Linked DNA regions of Mus musculus: regions 2, 3 and 4 are each linked to region 1. A link is a loop called in an ENCODE intact Hi-C map of the cell type or tissue named here. Cell type or tissue: heart. All regions are shown on one strand.

Region 1 (2,500 bases):
AAAATGATGTCCTTAGAATAAATGGCTTTTTCAATGGGCAAGTGTACATAAGAAATCACACTGCATTATGGTTATGCCACCAGCACGAACGAAACTTCCTGCAACCCAGTTTTAAGTCGCTGTGCAGTTGGGTAAGCCTTGGCCCTGGCTTCTGAGCAGGAGGCAGCTTAGCTGTGCTTGTGTTTGGTTGGATAGATGTTAGTGGCCACAAGTTTCTCATCACCGAATATGCCCTGAATGTGGGGCTGCAAGACGATTAGGAGGAAGTCTTGGCCCCAAAGCTTGGCATGTTGACTGCAGTTGTCAACTTTCCTTTGCCATAACCAAACACTTGAGATAAGTAACTTAGATGAGAAAGGTTTAGGCTGGGGATGTACCTCAATTGGTAAAGCATGCAGGAAACCCTGGGTTCATTCCCCAGCACCGTATAAAGCAGGTGTGGTGGTACATGCCTGGTACCTCAGCACTCTCGAAGCAGGAGGATCGCAAGTTCAAGGCCAGCCTGAGTTACACTAGACCTTGCCTCAAATAAATTAATAAGAAAGCCTATTTTGAGAATCTGGTATAGTCTAGGTTTGGAAGTCTGTTAGATTAGCCAATTCAAGTCTGTCTAGGGTGCCCAAGTGCTTGGTGGGCCAAATGAAGCCTGAAGAAAGCCTTATGTAGCTTAATGAATACTGGATAATTTCTGACAATCACTCTATCCCCTTCCTGGAGGTACAAGTCTACACTCTATGAGCGTTTAGGGGTCTAGTTGCTAAGAATGTGGGAACTGTCTCAAAGGTCACCCATGGCCAGCCTGGGAGAGTTGAATGAGAACAACCAAGTTATGAAAAAGGAAGCACAGATCATAGTGGCCTCAGAGGTCACCTGAAGGACCAGATCCTCCAGTGCTGCCATCCAGTGACCTTCCCTATGGTTCCAGAGCCCCTCCACAGGACGAGGGAGAGCTCCAGGAAGCACTGTGCATGCAGTTCTTGCATTCACCACGTGGGGGCACAGACATTCGCTTCTCCCCTTTCAGCTCCGTTAGCAGGGTTTTCAAGCCCTTGATCTGAGATCAACACACAACCAAATTCTACTACTCAAAAGCACTAGTGTTTATTGAGCACTACTGCTGCCAGACACTGACAGCTTTAGCCAGCTTGAAGGAAACATTTGTACGTCTTTGCAAACATGGTTTGCACACAAAAGTACAGGTTTCAAGTCACATGTCGGAAATCACAGAAGTACTACGGAACCAAGATGTAAAACCTGTCTTTTGGATTCCAGAATTCCACTCCCGTGGAATAAGAACCTTACTATCTGTGGAGCCCCTGCACAGCCTGAGTTGAACAATCCTTAGCTTGTGAATGTTTCCTAACTAATATCTCAAGCATTCCCTCAACAAATGTGACTTCTTAGATCCATTCTCCAAGCCAGAGTGTGGTCTTTTAATAAATATACAAGCAGCATCAGTGCCAGAAAGGCACATCTCTGGTCCTGTGACAGATTTCTCATAACCTACACTTAAGCGTTTCTGGGTGACTCATATACGTATCAGGGTTTACAGAGTGTGGCTTTATGTCTGTAACACCATGACACAGATGTTCCATTTAAAGACCGGATTTAGATACTGTTTTCTCACAGCTAATGAAGCAGTCAGACTGGTTAAAGACTTTCCATGGTGACTTGCACAAGGTGTGTGTTCAGTAAACTGTACTTGTGATTATAAGTGACAGCAGCAAACTGTGAGCTGTTGGTTTTTCTCAGCTGCAAAGTCCCTTGGGCTCAGAAGAGATCTCTTAGGTGCACAGCTCCAATTCCACCAGATAAGGCAAGGCTTATCTTTAGGATATGGCTTATAGGTAGGTAGGAGTGTGTGTGTGTGAAAGCTGCCACAGGGACATACTGTATCCTGCAGAAGATGTGAGTCTCCCAAGATGCCAGATACCGAAAGTGGGAACACATGCCCCGGTCCTTATATACACAAAAAGAAGGGACCCCCTCCTGCAAATGTCGCACCTTCAAGCTCACCCTCTGCCTTGAGGGGAGCTTTGTACCTCTGAGATACTAGAGGCCTCCTCTCCTTACTTCCTATTCTTGCCCTACAGTCAGCGATATGGTAGAAGGCTAGCTGAACCCCTCCTTGAAGCAGGGCTGTCTCCCCCATGCCGGCCAAGTTCAGAGACTGACACCTTAGCCACTTCCGAAGGCCACGGAGTTCACCAAAGGTCTCTTGACATCCTGTACAGTGCTGGCTCCAACCGTTCTTGGCGACCTATTTTTTGAATAACCTGGTATCATCTTTAATCTCTTAAGAAAACACTTCAATACACAACGTTTTAAAAGCGTATAGTATAAACTCAAAGATGATTAAAATAATACAAAGCAAAAGTAAATAAATCTCACTCTTTAAAAGTGTTACAGGCCAGGTGTGCTAGCCGTGTTTAAAAATCCCAGTACTAAAGGAACTAACTTTGTCGGTTCATGCACGAGTTCAGGACTAGCCAGGCTTTGT
Region 2 (2,500 bases), 73 kb after region 1:
GTCACGTGGCTTTAAAGGAGCAGAGGTCATTTTCCTCCACCTTCTTTTAAGCATGAGTTTTTTTTTTTTTTAAGGAAGGAAGGAGGGATTAAGAAATGAAACCGTTTCCCTCTGTAGTCCCACTGTTGTGGAATCCATTACATAGCCCAGGCTGGTTTCCAATGCACAGCGATTCTCCTGCCTCAGCCTTCCAAGTGCCGTGATTGCCTTGCTCTGGTATGGCTCTGGGGACTCTGGAGTTTTAGGTCACCATGGCCAGAGCCTATGGGAAACAACTGTCCCCTGAACGGCTTCGAACAAAGATGACACCTTCACCAACATTTTGCAAATGCTACTCTGAATCCGGGGACTGCAGACCATACCTCCACAGCAGTCCCTCACAGGAAGCACCTGGAGATCAGTCTTCCCGAGACACTAAAAGGAGTTAAACTTCCCTTTCAATCCCACAATTTATCTCCCTTCCCAAACACGTGAGGGGATCTGGTTAGGTGGAGGTAAGGTGCGGATGGGTTTTAGTCCTTTACTCTTGGGCCCTAGGGGACCAAGTCCAATTTACCTATCTCTTGGTCCGCACGCCCAGCACTCTGGGAGAGGATGCTATCTCTCCCGGCTAGCAGGGCCCTGACTGAAGGAGGCTGTCCTGCAAGTACCTTTCCTCCATCACATTGGCCATTCCCCTCCAGAGAAAGGTTCTGGGAGAGCCCCTATCCTTTAGCTCTGCTTCTCTTCCTGTTTCTCGGTTTAACTCTTCGTGCAGGTTCCACCCCAGCCACCCACTACCAGGTTCCCATTCTCAATAGAACAGGTCTTTTAGGGTGCCAGGCACTGCGTGGGTTTGTGTGTGGAAAAGTTCCCGGGGCAGATTCTTTAGAATAAGCCACAAACCTGCACTAGATGCAGGTCGATACTCGCCCTGAGCACCCCTGAGACTTGCAATCTGCGAGCTGGAAGGGCCAGAGCTGAACCCTTCCCTTTAAGCTCCTCCCTCGGAGCTCCCCGAAGTCCCCACCTCCGCCCTTGAAGTGCGCCAAGGCCACTGGAAAGAAGCCGATCACCGCGGGGTCACCAGGCTCGGCCCTAAAGCGTGAAAGCTGGAGCTCTGCCGGTCTAGCCTGCGGGAGCCTAAGACCGCGATCCGCCAGGGCGAGCAGCATCTAGGGCCGCGGAGGAACCGCGCCTGCGCCCTGGGCAAGTGAAGGGCCTGTCTCCACCACCGCTGCTCAGCCCGCTCCCCCGACCCCAGCCAAAGTGACTTCCGCCATGGAGCCACTGTGCCCCGGGCAAACTCACCGAGCGCAGCGCGACAGCCTGGGCCTGCAGCCACCAAGCCAAACGGAGCCGCTCCTGGCCTCTCCCGTGCACTCCTAAGTACCCGCGCAGCTCCGCCCTCCGCTGGGGGCTGATTCGTCACGTGATGCTTGACCGCGCCCCCGCCCCTGCCGGCCCCTCCCCCTTCATCCCGGGACTCTGCAAGCTGTGTTAAACCCAAAAGAAACTGGTGGTTTGTCTGCTCTCTTTCCATTTCGCACAGAGATGCTCTCCAGGGACCTCTGCAGGTACCCTGCACTGGGAAGATACAACATCTTCGTGACATGCATTCCTCGGGAAGGCCCCGCTGGCTCGGGGACCTGGAAATGTCTGGAGGAGCCTCCTGGCCTTATATTCTGAAGCTCAGACTATAATGGCGTAGAAATACTCAAACCAAGGGAAGCAACCAAAAACTAGAACTGGGCTGGGATTGTAGCCCAGAAGTAGAGCTCTTACTTACCAAGCCCAAGGCCCTGGGTTCGATCCCTAGTTTAAAAAGAAAGAGAGAAACCAAAACCCCATGAATTTTGTCCAAGGCATGTTATGAAATTCAGAACTCCTGCCAGGCCATATGAACCTCCCCCCATCTTGTGTGGTAAGCTAGCCAGTGAGAAGCTGGCTGACCTAGTTGATCTGACAGGTCATAGCATACCCCCACCCCCACCCCAGGGTCGAGCACCCTCAGATCTCTCCAATCCTTAGGTCTATCCTGTAATATAGGAATGGCCTCATGTCAGCATGGTATCTTGTAGCCAGGCTTGTGACGATAAGAAAGGTTTGGATCTAGTGGATTCCAAGGTTCTATTGGTAGGCTCCCAGTTAAGGACAGGAGTGGAAGTGTAGTTACTGAACCCCAGTTAAGTGGAATACAGGAAGAACTCAGAAAACTTGCGGAAAGGCAGGTCCATGGCCATCTGTCCAAGGCCAGCTGTCCCAGCTGCTGACAACAGGTAGAAACTGGCTGCTTATTTTAGGGTAAAAAGTCCAAACAAAAATGAGCAGCCTTTCTTGGCTAAAAGCCCAAAATGTCCTCTGACATGCCCAGAGCCTGGCCCTTGGCAGGAGCTAGAGATGTTTAAGTGTCTAAGCCAAAAGTGTCTCTGGCTGCCAGGAAGGGGGTCTTCAAGTCTTTTCCACAAAGGAGTGACCTTTCCTGGAAGCCATACTGAGGCTGTGACCCAAACTGAAATGA
Region 3 (2,500 bases), 130 kb after region 1:
AACTGAGAGGGCTCCGTGTCAGCCTGAACTTAGTGGTGATAAGGGCCAGATAATGGTAGCCAAACTCCCACGGCCTCTCTAGGCCTTCTCAGGCCCGGAGGCCAGAGAAAGGGCAGGTCAGGGAGGGGCCAGGAGAGGAGGGGGTGCAGGGTGGCCGTGTCTCTAAGCTGTTGGGAACCCGAGGTCTCCAGGAACCCCAGGATCTGTTTGTGGGTCCATATCCCTTGTCGAGCCCAGACACCAGGACTGGGGGTATGGTCACCAGAAGCCCTGAGGGGTCATCAGGTTGTGAGCCCTTCCTTCCCTACCCTGTTCAATTTCCTCAATTTTACTGTATCTGTTAGCTATTTTCATGGGTAAGGTTAGGAGTGGATGCCTGTGTCCTGGCTGCCATGAATTTAGAGGCCAGAGATAATCGTCAGAAGAAGCCAAACTTGGTCACGTCGGCACAGCTCTGAGAGGTTTCTGGTGTCTATGCTCTCTGACTCCGAGAGTCACCTAATGCCTCACCTTACAACACACTCCTTTAATAACAGCTAAATCTGTGTGTGCCCAAGGGGATGACGCTCCAAAGCTCTGGGCTGTGAGTCTATCTGTACATCAAGACGGCAGGTTGTGGATTCCAAACTGAAGACCTTCAGAAATAGCTCCAGCTTTTCTGCTCATGTCAGTCGGTAGGGAGCCACAATCACGTGACAGGAGTCAGAGGTACAGTATGCAGTGATGATTTGTCCCTGAGCCACCTGTCCTTGGAGAAGGGCCTCTAATTCACGCATAGGTCACTTGAGCAGCTTGAATGGCAGCCCAGAAGTCCCACACCTCTGCTGGTGTCCTTGTCCTCTGGAGCCTTCTGCCTAGGGCAAGAATTGGAAGAAACGATTCCAGGTGTTATCGTTTCCGAAGCAGAAGACTGAAGCCCCTTTTCCGTTTCGCTAGAAGGTGTTTTCATCTGCACAACACAGCTAAATCTTTATTTTGTTTTGTTTTGTTTAAATAAAAAAATGCCTCGCTGATCGAGGCTCTAGTGCCATCTGCTGGAATTTTCAGGCATTGCATGGGTGTCTGTAGCGTTCAAATGCAGTCTTAGGTTAAACGTGCAGCTGTCTATTTATAAGTATATGCTCAGAAATAGCTCACAACATGACTGTAAATGATGAAAACAGCCTCCAGGTGGCAGGCTTACCTGGCTAGGTTAGAATAGAGGCATCGACAAAGATTTACGCTGTAGCTGAAATGATTTGCTCTTTTTTCCTCTTAAGGTATCTGAAGCCAGTGTGGCAAAATGCTAACGTTCACTAAAAGTTACAGGTGCAGCCAGGTGTAGTGGCTCACCCCTTTAATCCGAGCATCTGAGAGGTAGAGGCAGGTGGATCTCTGTGAGTTTGAGGCCAGCCTGGTCTTCAGAGTGAGTTCCAGGACAGTCATGGCCACACAGAGAAACCCTACCTCAGAAAACATACAAACAAACAAACACCAACCAACCAATCAAACAAACAAACAAAACTTATGGGTGCTCATATTGGGAATTGGTTTTATGTACTGTTCTTTGTGTTTAATATAGCCTACCATGGTAATAATTATATAGTATAGCAGTCTTTATTATGCTATAGGAGATTTCAATTCATCATGTGTTGTATACCTACATCCATATAAGGGTAATAGATAACAACAAAGTCATAGGTTGGAGCGATGACTCAGCAGTTAAAAACCACTTGCTGCTTTTGCAGAAGACCTTGGTTCAGGTCCCAGTACACGCAAGAAAGCTCACAGCTGTCAGCAACTCCAGTTCCAGGGGATCAGAGACCCTCTTCTGACCTCCTGAGACATCAGGCACACGTGTGAAACATATACATACACACAGGTATTCACATATCCATATAGAATAAAACATAGATCTTAAAGACCAACAGCGTCACAAAAATGTAAAATGGGTTGTCTGGGCTCCTGCAGGAGTTGGGTTTATAACAGAAGAGCTCCCTGGTGGCTGTTGCCATTCACAGGTCTCCTGGAGTGGATCCGGGTAACTGAGTAGCAGTCAGGCTCATGTATGGCCTAGAGAACAATGTAACTCTTCAGCAGAGTGACAATATGAAGACCTGTGTAACAGATGTGATCTTTTGTTGCAAACCACCCTGCTTTCCTCCGGGAACAGTCAGCAGGAACCATCAGAATGTCAGCAGCATGGAATCTGGACTCCGCAAAGAAGAACCCACAGAGAGGCAGAAGGAGGTTGCTAAGATGTTTACAGGTCAAGGTTCAGGTTGTAGACATGGTCACACACCTCACTCTCCCGCTGTGAGTCCTCAGGTCAGAGTCATCAGCACTGGGCACTGGGCTCGCAGGCTCTGACAATTCTGGTACAGGTTTGTGGGCGAGGGTTGGCAGGATCTTGGTCAGTACACAGTAAGCACTGTGGGGCTGGTGGTGGGTTGGGGTGGGGAAGGTGGGGAGGTGGGCATGTGTGTGGCTGAAGCAGCTCTCTTAGACTATATTTTGTGAA
Region 4 (2,500 bases), 120 kb after region 1:
AATTTTAAAATAAAAATAATTTTTGAGAAAACATGTTTAATGTGATTTAAACACTGTGGAATGTGTATACATATCAAAATATCACACATTATTTCCTTAACATGCACAATTGTATGCCTTTATGTACCAGTTAATAATTTTAACTAGGGCTGCGGAGATAGTTCAGTAGGTGAAGTGAGGATGTTGCATAGACATGAAGATTTGAGTTTGATCCCCAGGACTCAAGTGGAAAAGCTGAGTGTGATGGTGGTGATTGTAACCCCAGTCCGGGAAGGTGGAGATAAGATTCCCTGGGTGTCCCTGGCCAGCTACCTACCCACCCACTCGACCAAACTCCATCTCTCTCTCTCTCTCAGAGATACCAATTTTTAAATATATTTTATGCTGCTCTGTGAATGCAGTTCCCAAGGAGGCCAGAAGGGGGCATCAGATACCCCTGGCGTTGGAGTTGCAGATGGCTGAGAGCCATCTGACTGGGGCTTGACAACTCTTCAGTGCTGGGCAAGGGACCTAACTCCAGCCCTTAGGCAGGGTGTGGTGGTGCACACCTCTAATCTCAGAGCTCGGGAGGCGGAAGCAGTCTCTGAGTTTGAGGCCAGCCTGGGTGTACATAGTGAGTTCCAAGGCTACACAGAGAGACCCTGTGTAACCTTGTTTCTCACCTTTTTGAAACCTATGGTCTATTATTGTCATTCATTGTCACCCTACTATGACACAGTTATCAGGCACGGGGTTCTGAGAAGTTGGAGAACAGCTATGCTCAATCAAGGCCTTGTCCTCAGCCCTTCCTAACAGGCTCTATTTTATTGTTGTTGTTGTTGTTATTTGTTTGTTTGTTTGTTTCAAGACTGGGTTTCTCTGTGTAGCTCTGGCTGTTCTGGAACTTGCCCTATGGCCTAGGATAGACTTGAACTCATGAAGATCAGACTGCCTCTGCCTTCCTAGTGCTGGGATTTTAAGGTGTGTTCCACTCCCACCTCCACCTCCACCCCCATCCTGCCCCAGGCCCTACTCCGAGTTTTGACCTGTAGGTTTCCCAGCTGTGGGTCACTTTTCGCGTCTTCCTTTTCCTTTACCGGAGGTCTGTTGGGGGCAGCTAGAGTTCAGCAGCTCTCTGTAGACTCCCTTCCCCTGTATTGTTTGTTCTCTGCACACATATGCCCTTTCCTAACCAAACAGCGCGGAGTCAAAGAAAGCTGAATAGGTCTCATAACCCCGTTTCCTGGTCACAAGACAGACAGTCGTCATCCCTGCCTTGTCTGCCTCCTGGTGTCTCGCAGGACCTCTCTATGTCCGTATTTGTTTCCAGCCGGGGTCCGGATGTAGGCTGAGCTTTTTACATTGCCCCTTAGACAGTCTCCAAGTCACACCTCCAGTCTTGCAAAAGGCTTATTGGCTACAGAGCCCGCTTTTCATGCTCACAGCGCCACCAAGTGGCTTACCTGGTGGAAGAACAGTCAATTATCTGGAGCGAATAGGATCCATCCAGGAGGAGCAGTCTCCTCACAGGGATGCCAGTGTTCCTGCTAGAACACGCCAATACAGACCTCCCTGACTTTTTCCGCTGTGACTTTGGTGTTTCTCCTTTCCTGTCTCTGAAGGAATGGGGTCTGTAGATAGGGAACTTAAGAAACTCTCTCATACCATAGTCTAATGACCCTAAGTTTGTATGGACCTGCAGCACATTCCCGCGGCACAGGTGCCTGGTTTCCATATCTCACCCCACCCCCACCTGCCCATCACCTGAGCTCGGTGCTACCTGCTCCTCCACCCGCGATTGTGCCTGCTGCATCTGCACTTTCCTGACACCTCTGCCTTCATCTCCTCCCGCGACTCCACCTCATTCTTCTTCATCAGCCCCTCCTTGCTGTCTGCACTCCACACCCCCTGCCCACACACCAATTCCGGAAACTATACCTCTCCAAACTCCAGGTGTCTGGACTCCTGGGTCCTCTAGGCCCAGACTGACCCACGGCCAGACGACTTTGGGCTAGATTCCATGTGCTTATCCTGACCATCTTGCCATCTGTGGAAAGAGATAGGGTGGGAGTCCATGTTGAAAGCAAAGCCTCCTCACTCAGGGCCTGCTTTGAAGCCCCGCCCCTGCTGAGCTTGTAGATTAGGGACCCAAAGCCTCTCCTGCCTTTTGACTCCAAGGCCAAGTTTCATCTTTCCATCTTAACCCAAACTATCCTGCATCTACGGAGGAGGACTCTCCTGTCCCCCAAATACTTCCATGTTCCTCATCTTCACAATGCAGAACACATACGCCTTTGACCCAGAAACATTTCATCAGCTACTCATCCTGAAACCCACATGCACTTCTGAAGGATGAGTGATAGACCCTTTCTCTCCCTCTGCGACAGATTAGAACAGATTAAAAATAGATAAAGGCAGGTTTATTAGGAGTCAGCTCTCCTGTGGGCTCACTGATCCCACAGGCGGAGGTCAGTGAAGCCACACACCTGGCCTAAAGCAAGAGGATTTCATAGAGTTTACT

What was found. Peaks named below come from ENCODE experiments on the same cell type or tissue, not always from the same donor. Only the 100,000 strongest peaks of a DNase experiment are listed, where the experiment ranks them.
Region 2: a loop joins it to region 1, with 4 times the contacts of the local background. A loop is called at or near these places in 7 of 42 quality-filtered maps.
Region 3: it touches region 1 in a loop (4-fold over the local background); 38 of 42 quality-filtered maps call a loop at or near these places.
Region 4: a loop joins it to region 1, with 6 times the contacts of the local background. A loop is called at or near these places in 39 of 42 quality-filtered maps.

Annotation. Positions count from the first base shown.
Region 1 is chr14:63,194,462-63,196,961 of GRCm38, reverse strand. No RefSeq gene overlaps it. Among named protein-coding and RNA genes, the nearest start is that of Neil2, 2.2 kb to the right of the region's middle. In heart, a CTCF peak has its summit at 980 (motif pointing right); a DNase peak (open chromatin) is centred at 981; H3K4me3 peaks cover 9 bases; H3K27ac peaks cover 615 bases.
Region 2 is chr14:63,121,356-63,123,855 of GRCm38, reverse strand. It overlaps Ctsb (cathepsin B), which reads right to left and starts at 1,394. Exons shown (of 10, transcript NM_007798.3): 1 at 1,291-1,394. In heart, no CTCF peak of the experiment used is centred here; a DNase peak (open chromatin) is centred at 1,375; H3K4me3 peaks cover 1,878 bases; H3K27ac peaks cover 2,003 bases.
Region 3 is chr14:63,065,365-63,067,864 of GRCm38, reverse strand. No RefSeq gene overlaps it. Among named protein-coding and RNA genes, the nearest start is that of Gm35908, 4.2 kb to the left of the region's middle. In heart, a CTCF peak has its summit at 1,050 (motif pointing left); a DNase peak (open chromatin) is centred at 744; H3K4me3 peaks cover 1,251 bases; H3K27ac peaks cover 2,428 bases.
Region 4 is chr14:63,075,286-63,077,785 of GRCm38, reverse strand. It overlaps Gm35908 (a long non-coding RNA gene), which reads right to left. Exons shown (of 4, transcript XR_874690.2): 3 at 1,918-2,026; 4 at 411-1,442. Among named protein-coding and RNA genes, the nearest start is that of Gm35908, 5.7 kb to the right of the region's middle. In heart, CTCF peaks have their summits at 415 (motif pointing right) and 1,436 (motif pointing left); a DNase peak (open chromatin) is centred at 1,265; H3K4me3 peaks cover 1,007 bases; H3K27ac peaks cover 2,084 bases.